3 separate regions of the Mus musculus genome follow, and regions 1 and 3 are each linked to region 2. Evidence: chromatin loops called from intact Hi-C (ENCODE). Cell type or tissue: heart. All regions are shown on one strand. Region 1 overlaps Gm31072 (predicted gene, 31072). Region 2 holds the start of Mir17 (microRNA 17). Region 3 overlaps 4930524C18Rik (RIKEN cDNA 4930524C18 gene).

Region 1 (8,000 bases), 91 kb before region 2:
AAAAAAGGCCTTAAAAGGTGACTGGAATTTTTGGCTCCCCAAGGCCCGCTCTGCTCTGGAGAAGGAGGGTCCTTTTCTCTGTGTGTCTGTTTCAAACCCATAGTTCTTAACCCCAATAAATGTCTTTCTTCAGTTGCCGATTCTGTGTGTTGCTGTCTGCAGCATTAGAGTTTTCTCTGCTGCTCCAGATTTCTCCTGCTTCTTAATTCTTTAACTGGCAGAAGACACTCCCCCTCCCCAGACTGTGTGTGTGCATATCGTATGATGATTTCATGATGCATATGTGTCTTACTTAGAACATTGTGAAAGCCCGCAGAGCAAACACGGAAAGTGAGCGCTAGTCCAGACTTCAGTCTCCGGGTGAGGGCAAGTACAGCTGTTGGCTTCCTCTTTTGTTCTAGAAGCCCCACTCTCGTGATAAAGGCAAGAGTTGTGTGTGAGACACAGGAAGCTGATAGGAATTCTTGGTTGTGTCTGCACAGTTTTGCTGTGACTCTTAAAATGCTCGGGGGAAAAAAAATGTCTGTTTTAAAATGAAGTCAGCAGCCAGCGGAGACAATAAGGGGAAACAATGGAATCCCAAAACTTAAGGGCAAGGAATCAGCAGTCACAGCGAGCGCTTTCAGAAAACTCTGACATCAGGATTGGCCTCAAAGGGAAATCCCTGCACAAAAACCCAGACAGAACAGCTGAGTGTATGAAAAATGCAATTTTTTTTAAATCGAGTATCACACACACAGCCCGCTGCCCGTGTTCCGTCGTAATTACAGAGGCTGGAAAGGGGATGGACCTTCTTGCTGTGTCCCACGGAAACAGCCCTACAGAGGAGACTTCCTCGCTGAAAATAGAGCTCTTTAAGTTCCAGCTTGGGCTGTTGAGTCACTTCCTCTCTAACCTTCTTCCGAGAAGGGTCTTCTGAGAAACCTAAACTTTGAAAGCTACAGAATGTTCGGAATTTTAGGTTTCTCTGAGTATCCCGGGGTCTGACGGAGCGCCCATGAGAAATAGGAAAGAGCACCAATCCTATTTGATGCATTCTGACAAAGCCCCACACGTTCATATTTACTTCCTCACCACGTCAGAACTTATTTTCACAACACCCTCCATCCAGGCATGAACTGCCTTCTCCAGAGTGAGGGGCAAAGAGAAAAGCATTAAGAAAGGCTCACACAACCCCCACCACCACCACACACACACACCAAGCCTGGAGGAGGAGCACATTGAACAATGCTATTTTGTGGCCAGAGGAAATAAGACGCTATGCATATAAAGACATGGATATTTGTTTCTTACACAGCGAACTAAAATTCTGTGTGTTGTCTATGTGGTTGCATTCCTCACAAAATTAGTCCGGCTCACAGAAATGTTTTCGTTCCTGAATCCATGACCCATGTTATCTTTCTTCTTATGCTATACCACACCCTCTAATATTTCTAAATAAGTCATTTCAAAGTGAGCGTATATATGGGCACACACACACACAAACAAACAAACAAGCAAACAAATCCTGAAAAACAAAAGCCTAGTACTTTCACAATGTATGCAGACACGACTAGCATGTCTGATATATGTATGTAAAGGCCTTTCAGGTCAGGATGGAATGGAAGTAAGTTTGTAAAATGAAATAATTATGGAGCAAATCATATAAATATTCACTAAATCTCCTAGGATCCAGAAGTATTTGGAGTTTACCAACTATAAAAAATGTTTAATTTGGGCTTGGGAGATAACTCCTTGGATAAAGTGTTTGCTGTAGAAGCATACCTGTGCCAAGCTCAAATCCTTAGAACTCAGTGTGTGGTGAGCATGGTGGTCTGCCTGAATTTCAGCTCTCAAGAGATGGAGACTAGTGGTCCTACAGGCATGCTGTGTAGCTAGGCTAACCACATTGGTGAGCTCTGGGTTAAACTGAGAATCTGTCTTGATTAACAAGATGTAGAGCTATTATCAACCAGAGGCTTACACACACACACAAACACGCACAGGCAAACATGCATGTACACACCACACACACACACACACACACACACACACACACAAACACACATGGAAAAGAAAGATTTGACTCGAGTGAAATTAAGACACCTCAAAACTCAAAATTGTGGTGAATATGACAAAATGAATGAAAAATGTGCTTGAATCTAAAAGAATCAATCTTATGGAAGTCAAAGTAAAAACTGTCCAGAGAGAATATATAGAAAACAATGACAGCTTCCATTTTGATTAAAGTTTCTAGCTATTACACATAGGTAGAAGAATTAAGCACTTAAAACCCTACTCAATTAATATATATAGAAACAGAGAAATAAGAATATAGAACCCTTAATTCAATGAGTACTTTGAAGCATACATTTTTTTTCAAATGTTTGCAAATATTTGGGGGGGGGACATATAAAAGTACAAAAGGGCTTAAAGCAAGCAGACCTAAAGTCTATATAAATATAAATGTAATGTAAAGGTGATAGAAGTAGTCATGTAGTTTAGTTTCTCTATCTACAGTAAGCCAAGCTTTTAGAATAAGCACAGGCTCCGGTGCCACTCAGTCCTGTAAAGACCATGCCTAAACTAAAAGCAGGTATACTTCAGTTTACTCAATCCTTCTCAGAAAATAAATAATGGAAACAGATTGTGTTTATCTGAGGATGGGCGCCCTGACAATGTGGGAAGATGGATTGATGAGCCAGGGCCTCTTTCTCTCTTCTAACAAGATGATGGATGGTGGAGGTGAGCCACCAATCAAAGAGATATCATGCTATTTCCAGTATGGTTTCAGGTTACTTATCCAATCCTTTAAATCCTAAAAGTTACAGAACATTTATTCTTCCATGAAAATATGCTCACAGCCAATTTTCCGGAGAAAAAAATAAAAATAAATTGTACCAGTCTCATGTCAGTTTGCCTTACTTTGGGGACAACGAAGTTGCTTTAGCCTCTCCCTGACTTTCAGTTGCGCCGCCCCCCCCAGCCCCGCCATCCAAAGTAAGATGAGCATACAGTATATTTGAGTATCATTATTTTATTCTGCGATAGACAATATCACAGAATTGACATTCTGGAGGGTTCAACTGGTTTACAACCCCTCCTGGACACATCTAAAGTTGGCCCAAATGATGAGAGCAGAGTGTTACTTACTCTCTCTCACAGTATTCCTGAGACAGCCTCTGTGCTTCTGTTTTACGTATTAGGCCTTACATGTGTTTGCTTAAAGGATGAACTCAGCTGCATACAGGTTTTCAAAAGAATTTGGTCTCTAATGCTAACCAGGTTTAGTTCATTGCCTTACTTCTACATCTATTGATCTGCCGAGGAACAGAGTGACTAAGTTCATCAGTAGATAACATGAAGCTAAGTGAAAGAGGCTAGCAATGTATTTAATGTTGTTAATAACATCGACCATTTCAAAATGTACAAAAATCACAGGTGTATAGTAGAGAAGATGTAGTCGTAATTATAAAAGGGAAAGTCCCCAGGTTTCACTTCTACAGCCAACATCTATCCACAGGTCTTTTTGTATCTCATGTCCTGTGTTCCTCTTTTCATATCAACATTTACATCCCAGGTCAGCTGTTTACTTCTGTGTAAGTAAGGATATTCTGGTTAGCATGAGTAAAGTTTTATTTCTAATGCTTTCTTTGGTTAAAGGCAGGGCAATGCAGCTGGGAGAACTCAGAGAAATAAAGAAAATCTGAATCAAACCTTTAACGAAGGTGAAACATGATCAAATTCTCAAGGACACTCGAAGTACACACATTTGCTTCTTCCCGACACATATTTATTTATTGTGCTTTTATCACTACTCCCACAGAACGTGGCTAGAAGTCTTCCAGGGAAACTTAAAAAGTACAAAGCAGAGCTAGAACTGGTTTGGGGGTAGCTTTTAGCCTGATAGACTGAGAACCCCCATTTCCTCCATTTACGCAGAAGCAGGGAAGCTCTCTAAATGTAGAGCAAAGATCACAGGATTATGAGCCAAAAAAGCAAGCTTGAGCTCAGGCCCCAAAGGTTATTAACTGCCTATCCTCTTAAGCAAGTGACTTAATCCCTTAAAAGGGGTAAAGACACAATACCTATGTCCCAGGGTTGTGGAGATAAGATGGAATGGTGCTTACAAAGGCATTTTATACCCTGTCCTGGACTAAACACTTGGTGTTTAGATGGGCTGCAGGAGAAACTCGCTGAAGAAAAGAGACTTCTACGTGCCAGTAGGCACCCAGCAGGGACTCTCTGCAGGCGCCTTTTGAAGATTGATAAGCATCTCCAACAGCTGCGTTAGAGGCTGCAAGGACCAGGCTAGAAGGCAAGGGTCACCACCTCTGACCCTTTGCTCTCAGCTCAAAGGACATCTGCCAAAGATCCCCTGGAGGGAAATAGGGCTCTAAGAAGGAAGGCACAGAGCATTTTTAAGAGATTCTAACACACAGCATGTTTCAAGCCCATGGCTTTGCCTATATGGTCTCACTCCTCTGTATCTCACCAGCTTACAATATTCTGCCCAAGTGATACCACGTGTGCAAGTCTCCCTGCGTTTTGCAGAATGTTTGAGATTCATTTCTCCTCCGGTAACACATATTCTTACCAACCTGTCACCCAAAGATCTTCCCCCTCCCACTGAATTTCTTAAGGCAGAGGTCATGTGATTCTCACCTCTCATCTCTAGAGTGAACTGTATTGTGCAGCTACGCTGAGACATTTGCTAAAGGTACTTTCTGGTTGTTCCAGGGGGCCTCAGATGCGGTCCTTAACTCAGCAATGTTGGCATTTCCTTCACTGTTTTTAAAATTAGCGATCCATTCGTATCTGCAATTTGGATTCAACAGTTTCACATTTATGCTCCAAGGACCATACATAAATATATTCAAAGTGATAGCAGTTTTAAAACATCCTGGTCATTCCAATACAATTTATTAGGGACTGGCATTTAAAACCACTGAATTCCACCACTGTGCTAACCTTGTTAGGGTTAAAAAACAACAGCAATAAATTTATAAGACCACAAAAAAAAAAAAGCCTTCTTAGAATGGTTTAAAGTAATTGTTGCCTTTTTACGTCAGTGTGTGTTATTTGCACATGTGGTTGTCTTTCCCTATATATTACATACTCATTTCATAATAGAAGTCTGCTTCTGGCTTTTAAAATTCTCAAGGGCTTCCTACTGGACATTCCAAGCACACACAACCACTGTGGTTGTGATGGCTATGTGCCATCGACTCACAAACAAGTCCCAGAAATTCTTTTTGCAAATAGCTGCATAAATATTAGAGGGAGATTTGTAGCAACAGGTCTCTTTAGAGGAGACTTTTAGCAACTGCTGTCTGGTGTTCCGCTTAGCTCCTAGCTCAGGCATTTTTATGGTAGAGTGGGGATATGGCTCAAGGCAGCTGATAAGCAAGCCCACCACAAGGCAGAAGTTACTGAAGGGAGGCTCTCAAGGGGCGCTCTGACCCCAGAGCTAATTTCCAACCATCACATTGCTTTTGAAAATAGACAAATATATGGGCTGTGGCATTTAGTAAACTGACTTTTGAAAAGAAATCAACCTGCCACACATGTCAAGCAAAATAAATACCATCTCTTTAGAATAGTTGTTTCACTGGAGGCTGTAAGAATTTAGTGACTGCTACTAAAACCTAAAATTATGGATCTCTGAAAAAATATATATGGTATGATAAAAATTTTGGGAAACATCTTAAATTTGAAAGTAGAGAGGAGATTCTGTGTATCAAAATCTGATTAAAAGTTAGGGAAAGACAAGAAAGATTATATGGTAAAGGTAATTTGACTCTAGCTTTAATTTAGTTCCAAAGCCAATTACAAAATTTCCTGAAATTTTTAGAAAACAGAAAATAAATCTTCCTATGTAATCTAGGCTTGATGATAATCATTTGAATGTTTACGTTTGAACCATGTCAGTCATATTATAACCTAAGCCATGCTTCCAGAAATTTGGAAAAGAAATTATTAGCCTAATATACAGCTTTTCAAGCTATTTTGCATGTATATAGTCTCAAAATTACAACAATTCAAACAAATATTTACAAAGAAAAAGCAAGATTTCCCTGGTTTGCATAAGAGTAGCCAGTACAACAGATGGCTGCTGGCTGCTGACTGCTGGCTCTTATCTCTGCTGCTGTTCTCCACTAAGATTCGCTGTAATCTTTAAAACAGTTCTATATTTAAGAAAAAAAAACTGAAAGAAAATAATCAAAGTGCAATATAAGTGAACTATTTTTATAAAAAGCATAAAGTTCCTGGCATGATAAAAATAAGCCATGCCCGTGGTTTGAGAACTACTAAGTCCCATCGACGGTGTGCCATTGTGGAATTACACAGAGCATGCACTGGATGTGAATAATAAAAGACTGGGGTTGAGATGGAACAAAGACCCTTGTCAGTCTTTAAACCTGATCCAGTCTTGGGTAAAATCAAATGGTGTTCTAAATTCCTCTCTCTCTCTCCCACCCTTAATTACCCCTGTTGTCTCCTAATGACTCTTATTAAGGTATTAGCTAATAATATTTAAGGAACACAGGTGAACTGACCCCCAAAGTAAGGCTACAAATTAGTTGAAGATAAAATGTTTTATTTACTTCAGGAGTATTTCCCTTAGGGCCTCTGAGAGCCAGAAGATGTTTGTCTCGGTGAGTTAGAACTGCAAAGATATATTTATAGATCTCAAGGGCTTCTTAGTGAAAACGCTCTGAGCCCAAGCTGCTGAACATAGAGGCTTCGACTCCATTATCCCAGTTCCTTCCAGATTAAGGTCCTCAAGACATTTTCCTTGCACTGTGCTAGTATCGCCATTGACACTGCTGCTAAAAGAGAAAATACTCCAGTTAGTTACTCCAGTTAGTTGATGTTGTTGTTCTTCCCACAGCGTTGCAAACCCCTTCAGCTCCTTAAGTCCTTCCCCTAACTCCTCCACTGGGGTCCCTGTGCTCAGTCCGATGGTTGGCTGCGAGCATCTCATCTATATTCGTCAGGCACTGGCAGAGCCTCTCAAGGAACAGCTATACCAGGTTCCTGTCAGCAAACACTTCTTGGCATCAGCAATAATGTCAGGGTTTGGTGTCAGCAGATGTAATGGATCACTAGGTGGGATAGTCTCTGAATGCCTTTCCTTCAGTCTCTGTTCCACTCTTTGTCCCTGCATTGCCTTTAGAAAAGAACAATTCTGGGTTAAAATCATATAGGGAGGTGAGGCAGGGGTAGGTAGGTAGGTAGGTGAGGGAGCACGTTCATAGAGGCAGAGGAGGAGATGAGGCTGGGGGATTTGCAAAGGGTAAACTGGGAAGGGGAACATTTGAAATGTAAATAAATAAGATAATCAATTTTAAAAAGAGAGAAATACTCTATTCAATAGCACTTGCTAAAACATCAAAAGAAATACTTTGTTCAGACCCAGCACAAGCAGTGCATGAACTAGTGGATCATGCAAGGGGACAGAAAGAAAGATTAAGAACTTCCTCAAATACATTATAGGACAGTGGAGATTTATACACAAGGACCAGAAGGACCAAGGCTGGAAAATTACAAGAAGGAAACATCAGGTCCAGAGAGACTGGCTCAGCTGATCTAGCAGCATTCCTCCCTAAGGCATGCCAGAGCCCTCTGACATCCGCTGGGGTAGTGAGCAGCAGAGAGGACGGATGAAGCATCCCTGACCAGATTCAGGAAGGACCAGAGTTGGAAGGCAGGAAGGCAGGGAGAAGCTTGCTAAATTGCATTCTTAAAAGTTGATTATGCATTAAGTAGGCTTGTGGGTGGGATTGAAAGAGACTTCAGAAGTTGGGTAAAAGTTTGTCTATGAAGAGAAACTTTTTTTCACCACATGGCAGTGATACCTAAATGAGAAGGAAAGCAGTTATTTTAAAAAGTGTTGTTGAGTTCTGGCCTTAAATGAGCAGGACAGTTTCTCACTTTCCCTCAACAGTTATTGTAGTTTAAAACTTCTAGGGATGTTACCTCATTTGGAAAACCTGTACATTTGTATTTGAGATGTC
Region 2 (8,000 bases):
TAGCTGAAGATGGCATTTGAGAGCAGCTCAGATATTTTTTGTGATGCTCATAATTATGCTCATGAAAATTTTCTTTACTTATAATATGTACCTGGCTGTGGCCCGGGAAACTGCAGATGTGGATGTTTCTAATTAGTAATGGCTTCACACACACACACACACACACACACACACACACGCACAGAGGGGGGGCAGGGGACTAAGTTTTAAATTCATTGGTATAAAATGGTTTTCAATTGTCTTCATTATAATCAATATGCTTTATTAATTTTGAAAGGAAGCATGAGTGCACATTTTAAAATAAAATGCAACCTAGTAATTCTGAAACTTTCTGGGCTTTCCAAGTCAATAAGTTTAAATGAATTTACATCTTCCAAAATTCTGATTACCGTAAAAAAAAAAAAGTATGTGTTAAGAACCAAATCCTTTATACTTACTATAGATACAGAGAATAGCTGATTACATGCCAGATTTCCAGAGAAATACTGTTAGATAGCTTAAAACAGATTCTTAAAATAGAACTATTTCTGTGTTGATTTTAATTGGAACGAAACTAAGAAATAAGTAACTTTTCTGCCAAGAAACTTGTCTATAGGTGGGATTTCCCATGATTCAGAGTGATGAACGCACACAACAACCACTCCAGTTTAAAACAGAAGATAAAAGTTCTAAGGAAAATTTGACATAGTCAGTGCCAGCCAACAGTAATGTAAATGAGACTTAATAAAATTAGCTTTCATTTTTCCCCTTCGAGCAACTTATAAAGGTCTGTATTTCAGACAGTCTACATACTCGAAACTTCATGAATTTTGATTTTTCAAAGCAAAAAAGTATCTAGAAAAGTTTCTTACTAGTGAAAAGTAAGGGATGAAAAACCGCTAATCCATTATTTTAAAATGTCAGCCGAAATTAAGTGATACATGATAAAGTAAGTCGGGAGTATAATAAATGGAGAAAGTGCCAAGAAATGAATGCCAAGCCAGCCCCATAACACTGGGACATTAGAGATATCTTCGGGTGAATTCGGTTTTTACAGTTTCCTTGTAAAAAGCACAGGACAGAAGTGGCATGTGCTTTGCAAAGACTACGAACTGGATTGCTCGAAACCAGTTTGAAATTGCTGCTTGTAGTAGATGTTATGAATTCTCAATTCTTTTAATAAGGTTTCTGAGAATTCTGGAATTTCCTGAACCACAGCATGTAGCAGGGAGTGGGCTTATCTCAGCTCTGGGGTTGTTTACAAGGCACTTTCCGAGCCCTGTGCTCTCTCTCTACCAGAGAGCCCAGACTTCTCGGTGCTGCACTAGGCGAGGGAGGCGGCTCAGGTACTGGTCGCGAAGCTCCGAGCCCAGCACGCGCCCCGTCGCACGCGGCCAGGTTTAAGGAGACTTTCCCGGGAGGAGCTGGACCCCCAAAGGATCCGTGATCTACGGAGATCGGGGGGGGCGACGGTGGGCGAGTGGATGTGACTCGTCTCCCACTCGCGTGGGCCTCCCGATCGGCGGCTACGGGAGAGTGGGCGAGCTGTGGTCACCGGGCGCCTCCGTCGAGTCCCCGGCCAGCGCGGCTGGCGGGAAGCCTGAGCCGCGTGCGCTCGCAGGAGGGTGCGCGGCGCGGGGTCCGCACGCGCGGGGCTGGCTCGGGAGGGCGTGCCGGGGGCGTGGCGCGAGGTGTCCCGGCCCGGAGCCCTGCGCCGAGGGCAGCGGGCGGCAGTGGGCGGACCCCGGGGGACGCGCGGCCCGGGGAAGGCGGCGCGGCGCCACCAGCGGCTCCCCCGGCTCCCGCTCGCCTGGCCGCCAAGAACGAGCCGCCGTGGGCGGGGCCTGCGGTGATTGGCGGGCGGGCGGGGAGGTCGGAAGTACTTTGTTTTTTATGCTAATGAGGGAGTGGGGCTTGTCCGTATTTACGTTGAGGCGGGAGCCGCCGCCCTTCATTCACCCACATGGTCCTTCGAGGTGCCGCCGCCGCCGCCCCGGCCCGCGCCTTCGCGCCACTTCGCGCCCTGCGGCGAGGCCGAGGGGTGGGGACGGTCCCCCACGCCGCCCGTGCCTCTCCACGGAGCCCCGAGCTCGGACCGGGCCGGGCGGGCCACGCCGCACCCCCGGCCTGGGGCCTCGGGCCGGAGTGGCGCGGAGGCTGGCGAAGATGGTGGCGGCTGCTGCGGTGAGTGCGCCCGCCCCGCCGCCGGCTCAGGGAAACCTGTTGTGCGCTAAGCGGAGCGGCGGCGGCGGCGGGACGGGCGGGAGGGCGGGGGCCGCGGGCCGGGTGGGTCTCGGGCCGTTGGGCGCCGGCGTGGGGCGGCCGTCCTGGCGCGCACGCGGGCCGGAGGGGGCCCGAGGGGGCGGCGGCCCGGGCCCCGGAGAGGCCCGCCCGGCGCACACAATGGCCCTCGGGAGGCTTCGCACGAGGCCGGCGGCCGTCCCGGGAGCGGCGGGAGCCGGGCGGGGCGCGCGGCCGCCGTGCGGGGAAAGTTTCTCCCGGGGGCGAGAGTTAAAGCGCCTCCAGAACAAAGCGGCGGCGGCACATGGGGCAGGCCGCGGGCCGGGAGGGGGCGCGCCCACGAGGAACCTGCGCGCGGGCGGCGTGGGCGGGCGGCACTCGGCGTCCCCGAAACTTTGTGCGCGCCGGGCCGGGCTCCGGGACGCGGGAGCTGCGGGGCGACGGGGCCGGGGCGCCACCCCGCGCTCCGCGTGGGCTTTGTGTGCGGCCGCGTGGGCAGCTCCCCTCGCGGGCGAGGCGACCCCTGCGGTCCGCCCGGGCGGCCCGGGACGCCCCGGCCCGCCCTCGGGGCGGCGCGGAGCCCCGGACGGGCGCTGGCTGCGAGCGCGGCGCGGGAGGGCCGGGCGGGTTCGGCAGGAGCGGCGGCCCCGCCGCCATGTTCCTGCGGGGCGGGCTGCGCGCGCCGAGGGCGGGGGGGGGGGGGACATGGCGGCGACTGCGCGCCGCCGCCGATTGTTCCCGGCTTAGGCCTCGGGCCGCGTGCGGCGAGCGCCCTGTCCGCCCCCCTCCCTCCCCCGGAGCCTGGCCGGGGGGCGCGCGGGACACAAAGGACGGCCGGCGTGTCCGGAGCCTCGCCACGCTCGGGCCTCCGCGCCGCCGCTCGCCGCGCAGCCGCCCAGAAACGGGCGGGGGTTGGGGGGGGGGGGGAGTCTCCGCGTCCGGCGCAGCGCGGCCCGGCTCTGACCTGCCGCCCCCTGGCGGCCGCGCGGGGAACCCACAAGGGCCGCCTGCCCCCTTGTGCGACATGTGCTGCCGGCCCGGGCTCCATGAGCGTGGCGGGTACTTGGCAGGATCCCGTGTTCCCGTCCGGTTTTCTCTTGATAAGCTGGCGCGGAGGGGAGAAAACTGGAGAGCGCAGCAGGGCTCGTGGTTCTTAGGTGACCAGAGGGAAGAAAATGAGCAACGTGCCACGAGGATCACAGCAGTTGGGGAAACAACTCTTTATCCCGGCGTGCAGCCACGAGGTCCTGATTGGGGGAGGGGTGGTGAAGACTAGTCCTGGTTGCCCTTTTTCTCTAGCTTGAGCTGGACAGTAGAGTTCAGGCTTGCTGCTACTCATCTTGCAGTATTTCAGGGGCACATTAATTCGTGCACGGATGTGAATCTTGGTGGGTTTTCAACTTTATTTTGTTACAGCGTTTTCCACCCAATACATTGTTGCCCTCAGGACCTTGTGGTCCTGGCTCTCTCTTTTTTTTTTTTTTTTTTTTTTTTTTTGGCAAATGGATAGAATTGCCCCTTAGGAAGATTAAGAGAAGAGCAACTTGGAATGGGGCTCGGAAAGTGGTAGTAATTTTGAGCAAATGTGCTTACCCTTTCTCTGTCTTCACCCCACCCCCAACCCTAGTCATACACGTGGACCTAGCAGCACCCGAAGCATTGCCCAAGGATACTTGCTGAGAAGGAAGTTTGCCTGAGTGGGTGAGTATATTCTAGTTTTGTAGCTAAAACTTCTTTTGAGACCTTTGGTTTTCACTTTTGTCTTTGAGCTTGTACAACATTCTTGGTCTTTTAAGGTATGAAATAAATACAGTTTGAACTCTTGTCATAAATGAGTGAGCCACATTTTAACGTAGTAAATCTACAGTGGCTTTTGGACACTAACCAAATAGTTGTAGACCCTTCAAGTTGGAGTCATAGAGTATTTCTAATTTGGGGTGATACTAAGACTTTTTTATGTTTTATGACTAATAAACTTGAAAATGACTAAACAATAATCATTAATCTTGTCGAGTATCTGACAATGTGGAGGACAGAAGAAAGGGATTGCTGCCTGGTCAATGTGAGGCTTTCCTCTAAAGGTAGTACCAAGTCAGACTGCCTTCCTGATAACAGGTCTCATTTTGTAGGACCCTTATTGTGTGTTTTTTGGGGAAGCCTACTGTAAAAGCCAACATTTTAATGGGATTGTATCTTATATTTCTTTAAGGAGTTTTTTTTTTTTTTTTAAGGCTTACATGTGTCCAATTTGGAACTTCTGGCTATTGGCTCCTCCCCTCCCCCCCTTGGGTATAAGCTGTAATTGATGTTTGTGACAGAATTTAGAGCTTTGGCTTTTTCCTTTTTGTCTAATTATTTATTTCAAATTTAGCAGGAATAAAGTGAACCTCACCTTGGGACTGAAGCTGTGACCAGTCAGAATAATGTCAAAGTGCTTACAGTGCAGGTAGTGATGTGTGCATCTACTGCAGTGAGGGCACTTGTAGCATTATGCTGACAGCTGCCTCGGTGGGAGCCACAGTGGGCGCTGCCTCGGGCGGCACTGGCTGCGTCCAGTCGTCGGTCAGTCGGTCGCGGGGAGGGCCTGCTGGTGCTGCGTGCTTTTTGTTCTAAGGTGCATCTAGTGCAGATAGTGAAGTAGACTAGCATCTACTGCCCTAAGTGCTCCTTCTGGCATAAGAAGTTATGTCCTCATCCAATCCAAGTCAAGCAAGCATGTAGGGGTCTCTCCATAGTTGTGTTTGCAGCCCTCTGTTAGTTTTGCATAGTTGCACTACAAGAAGAATGTAGTTGTGCAAATCTATGCAAAACTGATGGTGGCCTGCTATTTACTTCAAGTGTTGTTTTTTTTTAAACTAATTTTGTATTTTTATTGTGTCGATGTAGAGCCTGCGTGGTGTGTGTGATGTGACAGCTTCTGTAGCACTAAAGTGCTTATAGTGCAGGTAGTGTGTAGCCATCTACTGCATTACGAGCACTTAAAGTACTGCCAGCTGTAGAACTCCAGCCTCGCCTGGCCATCGCCCAGCCAACTGTCCTGTTATTGAGCACTGGTCTATGGTTAGTTTTGCAGGTTTGCATCCAGCTGTATAATATTCTGCTGTGCAAATCCATGCAAAACTGACTGTGGTGGTGAAAAGTCTGTAGAGAAGTAAGGGAAAATCAAACCCCTTTCTACACAGGTTGGGATTTGTCGCAATGCTGTGTTTCTCTGTATGGTATTGCACTTGTCCCGGCCTGTTGAGTTTGGTGGGGATTGTGACCAGAAGATGTGAAAATGACAATATTGCTGAAGATGCCGATTTCCACTGTAAAAATGTTCACGAGCTGATGGAGTGTATGAACACATTCTGTAAACTGTGATTTCTATTGCTTTCGTTGGTGTGTAAAACGGGATTTTTTTAATTGAAATTTGTGTTTTTAAATTGTGGTTTGTTTTTACTGAATCATTTCATTTTCGTGTTTGCTCGCTGGATTTAGTAAGAAGTTGTGTGTGGGGGCTTAGGTGAAGTTAAACTGCCTTTTGAACCTGGTATGACTTCAGGTTTATTTTACTCTAAAACCCATTAACATGAGTTAAGAAAAATGTTACTTTCTTTGGATCTCTGTTTATTAAAGTGTGACAATTCAGATGGAGTGTTTTCTGATAAGATTATTCCTAATCCGTGAGTTCTTAACAGTTAACAGGTGGTGGCCACTCTGTTAATGTGCACACCCTGTAAGAAAGAACTATCCTTGGACTGTTCTTACCATGTGACCCCCTCAAGGGAAAGATGGCAAACTGATGGTCAGTAGAGTGACAGGTACACATGACACTCGAGTGCTGGGTCTGGAGAAGCTGCAGTTAGTATTTAGGATAACAGTATATATAATATATAGTTCTACATTTGGGCAGCACAGTTGGTTTCAGGCTATGAATAAAAATCATTGGAGTGAAACCTAAAGAAAAGTAAAATTAATAAGGAAGAGCTGCTAAAATCAGGTTTAAGCTGACACTATCTACAGAGCTAAAGTTTTCCATAATATGTTGCTTTTTTTAAAAGAAATGCAAGAAGCTGACTGATGGATCCCTGAGCTGCCAGGTAAGGATTCCACAGGCCTGGGTTTGATTGTGAGTGACCAGAATTGTACAATTATTACTAAAACAGAAACATAGTCACTTCTGACTCCATTCTTAACATTTTTGGATTAAAACTTGTTTCAGATGACTAATGAAAACTTCCTTTAAAACGTGATAAAGCTCTAATGTCAGCACGATCCACATGATCCATGTGCCTCCTATAAAGGGAGGGGTCTGTCACCAGTGTTACGGATTGAATGCTACGTTTATCTTCCAACATAGGAAGCCTGCCAGGTACTTTCTTCAATATACTAAATTAGAAGTTTAAAATTAATAAGGTCTTAATTAGGACCTTTGGATGCTGAGCTTGTGGTAGTAATTGTGTTCAGAATGTTTTGAACTTAAATTGAGATTTAATTTTAGTAAGGAATGTGTGTCTTAGAGGCCTAGTAGTGAAGAGGAGTTTTCCTAGGATTTTCCTCTCTCCTCCCTTAATTAAGCTGCTTTCTGCACTAAGGGCTTCACGCAGCAACGCACTTGTTCAGTTCCGCACAGGGGGCTTTGCTGACTGTCTGCTCTAAAACTCTGTTGGCAAAACAGCTGTGGTCTCTCTTAGACTTTGATTTTGTAGTAACTAGGGCATATAGTTGCTATAAGCTTTCAGGAATGGGGGTGGGTTACTAATGTCTTATGTTATATGAAAGTAGTTAAATTTATCCTATATTAAGAAGGAAGCATTATTGAGACTATATACTGTTGATTTTACTAAAAACTCTAAGATGTCCATTTTAACAGGCAAACCTAGCACAGAAAACCAGCTGGATTTTCCCTGTGCATGGTTTGAAGAGTCAGTCCTACATAATTGCTGACACAATGCAACCTGCAACTGCCCGGAGAAAGAACAGTTCACTAAAATTTGTTGTATTTATCATCCAATTCTGTTCTGTAACTGGTAACACTAGTTTGTCTGGCTTTAGAGAATAGGTGAATCTCTAAAACAGTAGAAACAGCTCAGTTGGGCAAGGGCCGTTCTAGTAGCATGCCTGCTCCTTGGAGTTTTCCAGATTATTTTGTATAGCCTATTCCAGATTCTTGTCTAAGATTGCTTTGCTCTGTGCACTCAGAATTGGTGTGCCTTTCTATTTGTGTAAATGATATATAATACATTGCTAGTTGTCTAGGATCTATTCAGGAAGTGCGTGCTGTGAATTTTAAAGTATGGGAAGATTGTTAACAAGGGTTTCAATGTTTTGTTTTTTTTTTTCTGGTAAGCTAAAATAGAACATTGTGAGGTACCTGGTTTATTGTGGTTACAGACTTGGAATAATGTTCATTGTTTTGTGCTAATAAATTGTGTTAAAATTTGGTGTACATATGAGCATTTTTAAATAAAGTTATTTTGTAGCACTGATGATCTTGTATCTTGTTTTTTCCTGTAAGTGGCCCAAATATCTTTTTCTTGTTGAGGGCATGGGGAGACCAGTCTTAGCTTTAACCATGGAGTTTGTCTTTTGCCTTAATTTACAGGGAAGAGGAAATCATTGTGTGTCCTGATTTCAAACCTCAGAATAAGGAAAATTAGCAGGGTACCTTTTACAAGTTGGTCAGAAAGCAACAAATTGTGCTTGTGTGTTTGACTTGGGTTCTTAGGATTTTGTAGGAAAGTCTCCAGGATCAAATGCTAAGATGATGGACGACACAAAGCCTATCTGCCCACTCA
Region 3 (8,000 bases), 190 kb before region 2:
AATGCCAGGAAAGCTGCCTCAGAAAAGATGTTTCTCTGGATGTATCCGAACTTAACCACTCCCCCACGTGTATTCTCGTTACCCTCTATTCACATGAAGGGAAATGAACTGCTTTCCATTTTGATTCATTTTGCTCTTCCAATTAGGCAGATTTTTGCCTAATCTTGTAGGCACAGACTTCGATGACACTATTACCTTTGAAAAATACTAAGTTGATGGCCAGGAGAAGGGAAGGACAAAGCAGTATAACTTGCTCGTTGGACTGACCAGATCCCACGGCCAGTAGCTCGCTCAGGGTTTCCTCCATAGTATTGAACTTATGATCCTTAGGTTACAAGATACCAGTAATGCACTTGAGACATCTGATAACAATTCAGATGTAATTGTCATAGCAAGACAGTTGTAGACATAAGCACTCCTAGGTCTTAGATAACAAAAACCATCAGCTCTCAACAACTTTTACATTTTACAAGACCTTCCTTGAATGGTTGAATCAATTACCTAGCAAATAAAGTATGAAGTGTCAGCTCTCGTAGTTTTTCCAATGGAGATGTCAATAAAAGTAAATGGGATTTTATGGATAAAGATGCCCCCCCCCCGCATGTATCTAGAAACAAATCACCAAGTCAGTTAGAGAATTGTGTGGCCTCTTCATTTCAGAGTCCACTGGCATATCATATTATATCCTTATAGTATATATCTCAAATATTACATCATGAAAGACTCACTCATAAGCATACGAAATAGATTTATGATAACCACTTCCCTATAAATGCATCATGAAGTACAGGTATTGTGAAAATATGAAAATTATAGGCCCTGCAATGTACTAATACAATTTCTGTTTAGTGATAGATTAAGAAAAATATGGTTGAATAATTACTACCCAAGGTTGGGGAAATATAACCATATTTCACCAAGGTATAATACCTAGCAATTAGCCACTTGGAGCAAAGGATTGTTTGCTTTATAACTTCTGGCACATTTTTGTTTGTTTGTTTTTGGTTTTGTTTCGGGGGGCTTTTTGAGGGAAGGGGTGAGGGGGTGGCCTGAAAGAGCCCAAGTTTGCTGATGACCTGGTAAGTGTGTGGCTATATTCTTTGGGCCCCCACAAGATCTTAACACAGCTTCTGATTTCTCACATCTCACAGTTACTTTTGCTTACACATAAGCTAACGTTTTATCCTGGGCCTGGGTGGATGTCTATGCACAGTTTAAGGACTGCGATATGAAGATATCTATTACTCTCCACAATCAGCTAAAATCCTAAGAAAACCGGGTTGTTTCTTAGTTGTTAGTGACAAAGGAATTGTTTTAGGAGCCTAAAGGACTTTCTGGTGATAGTCAATTATCTAAAGTGGGAGAGAGGCAAGTGCTCAATAAATGTCCATTGACAAGAGTGGGGTAAAAAAAAAAAAAAGAAGACAAAGTCTTGACGTCAGTGGCTGAAAAAATAATTATGAAGTTTCCAGGGACGGACAGGAAGGAAGGAAGAGCTAGGAACATAGTCAGGCCATGCAAGGGTGTAGCTTCAGCTGGACATGGCCCTGCATGCCCTTAATCCAGGTTCGTGGGAGGGGAAGCCAGAAGATCTAAGAAGCAGAGGTCTGCATCAGCCATCTTGAGTCCAGTCGGGCTATATGACATGCTGGGTTAAGAATCAAAACCAAACAAAAGATCGTAGCAATAAGGGGAGGGAATTAAGAAGTCCCCTAATTCAGCACACATCTGTGGTCACCTGTAGACATCAGCGCACTGCTTCCTGAACCCCAGCTTGCGTTTCCAGAGACTGCTGTGTTTAGATGACCCTTAGGTAATTTTCCTGTAGTGAATTTTAAATTGCCTCACCATTTTTAAATGTGAGGCATCCTCACAATGCTATCTACCAGAGCAGAGTCCAACTCACTCTTAGAGCCTCTCAAACTCCCACTCACAGCCCAGGCACTTGGAGATTCTATTGCCACCGGTCTATGTAGAGGAACCCATTTGCACGTTTCTCACATGCTCCCGAAGGAGACTGAGAACCACACTTTGAAGGTCCAGATGGCACATGTGTAAAACTGATAGAAACTAGAGTCCTTTACTGGGAACGTTTAAAACTCATCATTACATCATGAGAGGCATTCATAGATTCAATTTAAAAAAAAAAAGTCATTAAGGTCAAATATGGAATGAGTATTTCTGATTCATTAACTTTAAATTAGGGATGTGTCTTGTAATGTTCAATTGGGTCCGTGATTCTTATGAATTGAAAAGGAAGCAAGGAAAAGATCTGGCTGAGGCTGTACCGGAAGTGATCACTGCTGGTGTGAGAAGTGATCCAGGCACCTTGGCAGAGGAAGGGCCTAAAGCCAAGACTTCAGGCAGCTCGTGAATCTGAGAAGGGAGGAGTCGGTAGGGCCTTGTTAACACCTCAGTTTCGAGCCAGTCAGAGCCATGGTAATTATAGCAGATACAATAAAGGATTAAAAGTGAATTTGCTTTCTTTTTACATTTGTGACAACGTGTATCAGAAACATTACAAGAGGAGTGTGTGCTCTCTGTAGTCCAGAAACCCCTTTGGTTTGCCTCTTTTGTTTCCAGCATGCTACTCTTTCTTGGTTCCATCTTTTACTTCACATTCTCCTCCTTTGGCTCCACTGCATAATCTCCAGGGTTTGCTTTCCCCCAATTACACACCCCAGTTAGGCATATTGGTTTTATTATTATTATTATTAAAGATTTTGAGTTGAGAATCCCTTTCCTAGCCCCTAAATATGTAATCAAAGTTGTTATATTGAAAAGGATTATTGCAGTTACGTGTTTAGGTAGTGGCAAGTTATCCAAAGTCACCTAGACTGTTGCACCTCATGAAGTATCAGCCTCAGTCAGAATATTATTACAGCCATGTAGACAGAGAATATACCCGTATATGGCATGTAACTGCACATAGTGTGGAACACTTTCTAGCATCCCATGGCATGTTACCCATATGTATCCAGTTAGGCATATCGTTCAATACACTTTTTTCAAGCGTTACCATTACTGGCAACCATCACTCTGTGACAGTGACCTCCAATGCTAAGAAAGCAAATGCCTGCAAAGCAGGAGTTACGCACCCTTGTAAGTTCCTTCACACATATAATCTGATTCATGGAAATGGAGGCAGAGAATGCATGTGCGAAGGGGACCTAGTTAGGAAGTTGAAAAGTCAGAGTTTGAGTCCAGATCACCATGCATCGAAGTCTGGGTGCTGAACCTCCACTTGCATTTAGCACTGAGGTATGTGGCTGCAAGTGTGGGTTTGATGGGTAACAGCACTTTCTGATTCTGAAAATACAGTAAGCCACCTTGGATCCAGTTGAATGCAGCCCCCCTAGAAATGTCCAAATCAGTGACAGTATCCACTCTGGGCAGGCAGATAACATGAGCAAAGAGGGTGAGCAATGTTGAGGGGCTGATCGACCCAGCTGCTGAGAAAAAAGCTCGTGGGAAAGAAGTGTTTCAAGCCATACTGTAAAGGGAGGTTGACAGAGTATGTGGAATGTGAACACAATTCAACAAACAGGTTTTGCTCTTAAGCCTTTCACTAATGGGGTTTCCAATACTGTTTTCTCTAAGAAAATTGATAGGGTTTGGGGATTTGGGGGTTTTTTTAGCGTTTTTGTTTTATTATTTTTTATAACACCAAAATTTCGAAGAATATCAGTCATTAGGCAGTAATGACCTGTCAGGCCTCTTGCACACGGTCTTCCGATACCTTACCACTAGATGGCACTAGAACCAAAAATCAGCATTCCTAAAAGCGTCATTGTTCTTATTGTAGGATACATATGCATATATGTGTATATATGTATACACACACACATATATGTATACACATATGTGCATATATGTGTCTGTGCATATATGCATAGATGTATGTATATAGATATAAACACATATATTCTTGTCAGCTGCTGATCGCTGATTTTTCTGGGATATTTTTCCTTTCTTTAACAATTTCCAGCTTACGAAGTGCATGCAATGTTGTAAGGAAAAGCTTTGAGAACTCTTAAGGAGCAGGGAATTCTGTAGAGAACACTGACCACCACCTGCAAGTTGATACATCTGAATTTATTTGACCCCGATGACTCCAATAAAAGGGGGACACTCTTCTAATTCACAAAACAGGGAGGCTTCTCAGGCGAGTGATTAAATTACCTCCTTAACACTTAACTCTGGTTAGAATGTGGAACGGGGAAGCTTGAACCAAATGATTGCCTAATTCCTCAGCAAAGTAATGTGAGCGTCTACAGCGTTGCCCTCCTTCCTTCCCCAAACCTTTGTTTTCCCTGTTTTTCCTACAGAAGACCTTCCTCTGAATATGTCTTAATTCATAATTTAACTACTCTTTTCTTAACGTCACTGTTCTTTGTCTTTGACAACGGGAAGAATGCAAGTTCACAATTTGTTGGAAAATTGGTGTTCTAATAAATCTACCCAGAAAATCATCCCTGGGCCCTGGTAAATGTCTAGCGACACAAGCGTCCATCAATCAAGATTCCTTTGTTAAATGTCTGAGACAGAACAAAGCTTCCAGAGGCCTCCCTCCAACTGCAGGTAAGAGGCAAATGGACGGGTCCTCCCGCTAAATCCTTCCAACCTGAGGAAATCTGAGGAGGAAAGCAGTCAATCAGCGTGTCACAAAAGGACCATTGTTTAAACACAAATAAACCTGTGTTTAAATACCATAGTTCCAATTTCCTCAATAATGAAGGAAAGAGAAAAGACATGTGTACTCTCCTTACTTGTATTTATTTGGAATTTTTTGTGTTTCCCTTTCTTCGAACCTGCCACTTTTCAAACAGGCAACAGGAAATGGAGGTTAATAGAATGACAGGCTTATAGATCCAGATAAATAATTAATGGCCCGGAGTAATTAGCTGGAAGATGTTTAATCATTAATTTGTGTGAGTCATCAAAAGCAGTGGAGCCTATCCACAAAAATATCGTACTAATGAGAAGTAGATATATTTTGTCAAGATGGAAATTAATATATGATGAGAATAAGTACTTTGAAAAATTAAAATGTGGGACAAATTTATTTGACCCACTTTCACTGGCTAAGGAAAAACTTGGTCTGCCTTTTACCTAATGAAATGAAACCTGTATAAATTCCGTGAATGTCTGCATTAGCAGGATGTAAACCTGGGTAGGAAAATAAAGCAGTTGGCTAGTTGTGTCTTTCTTTAAGGAAATCTTGGAGGAAAAATAAATTGTAAGAACTGAAATACGTCATTATTGAGGTATCTGAGGGACAAGCTTGATTCTTTAGAGGATTTAAGATAGAGAGCAAAGTCCTTTAACATCATGCTAACTTACAATGTACTGGGTGCGTCTATGTGCTGTTTTCAATACAAATTTATTGCGGGTCCTAAATTATGCTTTCACGGGAAGGTTTGTCTTTAAACTTTTAGGTCGGAATTGTCCCGATCTTTTCACACTGAATCAATCAGGTTTAAAGCTGGCCAAATCTTTGGCAGCCTTGTAAATCTTTCAAAAGATGTTATCCAATTACCCTTCACGGGCCACAGGATCCTACGCCATGACCGGTTCCTTCTCCGGGAGGAATTAAGTGCTCATGAGGGGTTAGAAAGCAATGGAGCTGAAAGGCGAGGCTCTGTCCTTTGCCTCAGCCCCACGTGCTGTAGCTGTGCCATCTCCAGCCTCCAACCGTCATAAGGTTGCCACAGAAAATCTGACCTAAACAGTGGCCCTCACATCGTCAAGGTCTCTGTTGTCTTAAATCAGATAAAAGGGGAACGCAGTGCACTAGAATGATTTCTGTAAAGTCTCAGCATGAAGATGTGTCCCAAACGGGACCCACCAGTGGTGCCGGAGGCCTTGCTCTTTGTGGTTCTCCAAAACGCAGAACCAGAATTTTAGGCAAGTCCAGAAATGCACAGGAGACTGAAATGGGGGGTGGGGGGGGGGGGGATAAATGTTCTTTCTCAGTCCAGATTTTGATCTAAAAAAATGATTTTTATTTTTTCCATTTAAAAACACATATTAATCTCTGGTACTTCCTCCTCTTCCAGCATCAAATACAAATAAACGGCTGAGGACCCGTTCAGTTTCTATAAAAGTCTGTTTCCTGCCACTTGGTTTCAAGGGGAAAGATTGTCTTGGGCAGAATCGTTTTCAAGTAATTTTTCAAGGCCAACTGTGAACATGTGTAGAAGGGTTCTTTCACAGAAGTTAGAAAGCACTGCTGGCCCCTCTAATGTAAAATGTGAAGCAGAGGTTATGGGATTCCAGTTGCACCTTTGACCTCGTGGCCTCTGGAGTCAGTCACTCATTGTGATCTTTAACCTTTGGCAAATCATGACCCTCTCTGTTTCCCTCGATTTTTTTTTTTTCTTTTTTACTACCTACAACAAAAGGAACCCCAGCAGAAGTCACGTAAATGTTTGAAGTATTTTGTTTGCTGATTCTCAAGCCCAGAAAAAGGAAACTTTTAAACAACAGAAAAGAGAAATCATTCAGGGGGACCTTTCAGGCTTTGGTCTTTTAAGGTCCATCCAGTAGATTGCAGGGAGTCTCGGCACTGCAGGGTAAGCACTTGACCACATGTGTCAAAACATTTTACTTTCTTCGATTTAAAATGTGTTGTAGCAAGAGGTAGGAAAGTTGGAAGTTTTTTTTTTCTTTTTAATCGCACTTTCAACACTTTACACCCCTGCCATTACCCCCCCCCCGCCCCCGCAAGCAGCAATCAATGTGTCCCAGCTGCGAGCCCACCAGCCCTCCATCAAACCAGGGGCTGGGCTGATTGTCTCCACGGAAATGCAGTGATCTTATCAGCGGTGAGTCAAAGGTGAATCTGTGCAAACACTGAAGTAAAGCAGAGTGCTGGGCCAGCTCCCTTCCAGACAGGGGAGGCAGCCAACTCCAGCAGTAAACAAGCTGGAAACCCTGAGTCCCCAGGAATGAATCAGATTTAATTCTAAGTCCTAAGTCTCATTTAGTCTTGTCTCCTTAGCACCCGCTGCTGGTTGGTGACAAGCAATTGAATTTTAAGTGCTCACCTTCTTTTATTAAGTTGACTTCCTCTTTGGTGATTTCATATGCATGTCCTATGTATTTAGATCAAATTCACTCCCCCCTCCCCAGTTCCATTTTCCCTACAGTCCCATACCAACCTCATGGCCTCCTCTTCTTAAAAAGGAGCTTATCTTCTTAAAACACAATTTAGACCTCTGTCATCTGCTATCAGTCCTCAGATCTCACACTGAAAAGAAAAAAATGAAAACTGACACTTGGCACAAGTAAGGCCTCAGACAGACAGACACAAAGACAGGCAGACACATACATAATACATAACATACAATAAAACTATTTTTTTAGACAAATGATAGGATTAAAAAGAAACACATTATTAAATGTCTAGGTCTAGAGAGACAGAGAGGGGAGGGGAGGGGTGGGGAAGAGGAAGGGGGGGAAGGAAGGGGAGGGGGAGGGATGGAAGAGAAGGGAGGAGAGAGAGGGAAAAGGAAGGAGGAGGAAGGAGTGGAGAGGAAGTAATGAGAGGGGGAGGAGAGGAGAGGAGAGGAGAGGAGAGGAGAGGAGAGGAGAGGAGAGGAGAGGAGAGGAGAGGAGAGGAGAGGAGAGGAGAGGAAAGGAGGGGAGAGGAGAGGAGAGGAGAGGAGAGGAGAGGAGAGGAGAGGAGAGGAGAGGAGAGGAGAGGAGAGGAGGGGAGGGGAGGGGAGGGGAGAGGAGAGGAGAGGAGAGGAGAGATTAACCAAAGTGTAGAGTCTGGGGTTGCTGAGGAAGGAGGACTAAGAGTTTACCTCAAAGAACAACACAGGCTGGCCTGACCACGCAGTGCTCCCAGAGACTAGACCACCAATGAAGGAGTGTACCTGGAGAGATCCATAGCTCCAGATACATGTGTAGCAGAGAATGGTCTTGTCTGACAGCAAGGGAGGGAAGGCCCTTGGTCCCCGGGAGGTTTGATCCCCCAGCATCGGGGGATGCTG

What was found. Hi-C counts contacts between places; a loop is a spot of excess contacts. Peaks named below come from ENCODE experiments on the same cell type or tissue, not always from the same donor. Only the 100,000 strongest peaks of a DNase experiment are listed, where the experiment ranks them.
Region 1: a loop joins it to region 2, with 2.8 times the contacts of the local background. A loop is called at or near these places in 3 of 42 quality-filtered maps.
Region 3: it touches region 2 in a loop (10-fold over the local background); 8 of 42 quality-filtered maps call a loop at or near these places.

What each region holds. Positions count from the first base shown.
Region 1 is chr14:114,948,165-114,956,164 of GRCm38, forward strand. Gm31072 (predicted gene, 31072) reads left to right here. Exons shown (of 3, transcript NR_168699.1): 3 at 1-132. Among named protein-coding and RNA genes, the nearest start is that of Gm31072, 6.1 kb to the left of the region's middle. In heart, no CTCF peak of the experiment used is centred here; no DNase peak of the experiment used is centred here; H3K4me3 peaks cover 572 bases; H3K27ac peaks cover 1,823 bases.
Region 2 is chr14:115,039,037-115,047,036 of GRCm38, forward strand. Mir17 (microRNA 17) reads left to right here and starts at 4,635; the gene lies at 4,635-4,718. Mir18 (microRNA 18) reads left to right here and starts at 4,815; the gene lies at 4,815-4,910. Mir19a (microRNA 19a) reads left to right here and starts at 4,964; the gene lies at 4,964-5,045. It overlaps Mir20a (microRNA 20a), which reads left to right and starts at 5,121; the gene lies at 5,121-5,227. It also overlaps Mir19b-1, Mir17hg and Mir92-1. In heart, a CTCF peak has its summit at 3,231 (motif pointing left); DNase peaks (open chromatin) are centred at 1,835, 2,465 and 3,245; H3K4me3 peaks cover 4,179 bases; H3K27ac peaks cover 2,915 bases.
Region 3 is chr14:114,851,048-114,859,047 of GRCm38, forward strand. 4930524C18Rik (RIKEN cDNA 4930524C18 gene) reads left to right here. Exons shown (of 6, transcript NR_045661.1): 4 at 3,989-4,581; 5 at 6,405-6,575. Among named protein-coding and RNA genes, the nearest start is that of Gm41244, 9.0 kb to the left of the region's middle. In heart, a CTCF peak has its summit at 3,744 (motif pointing right); no DNase peak of the experiment used is centred here; H3K27ac peaks cover 1,844 bases.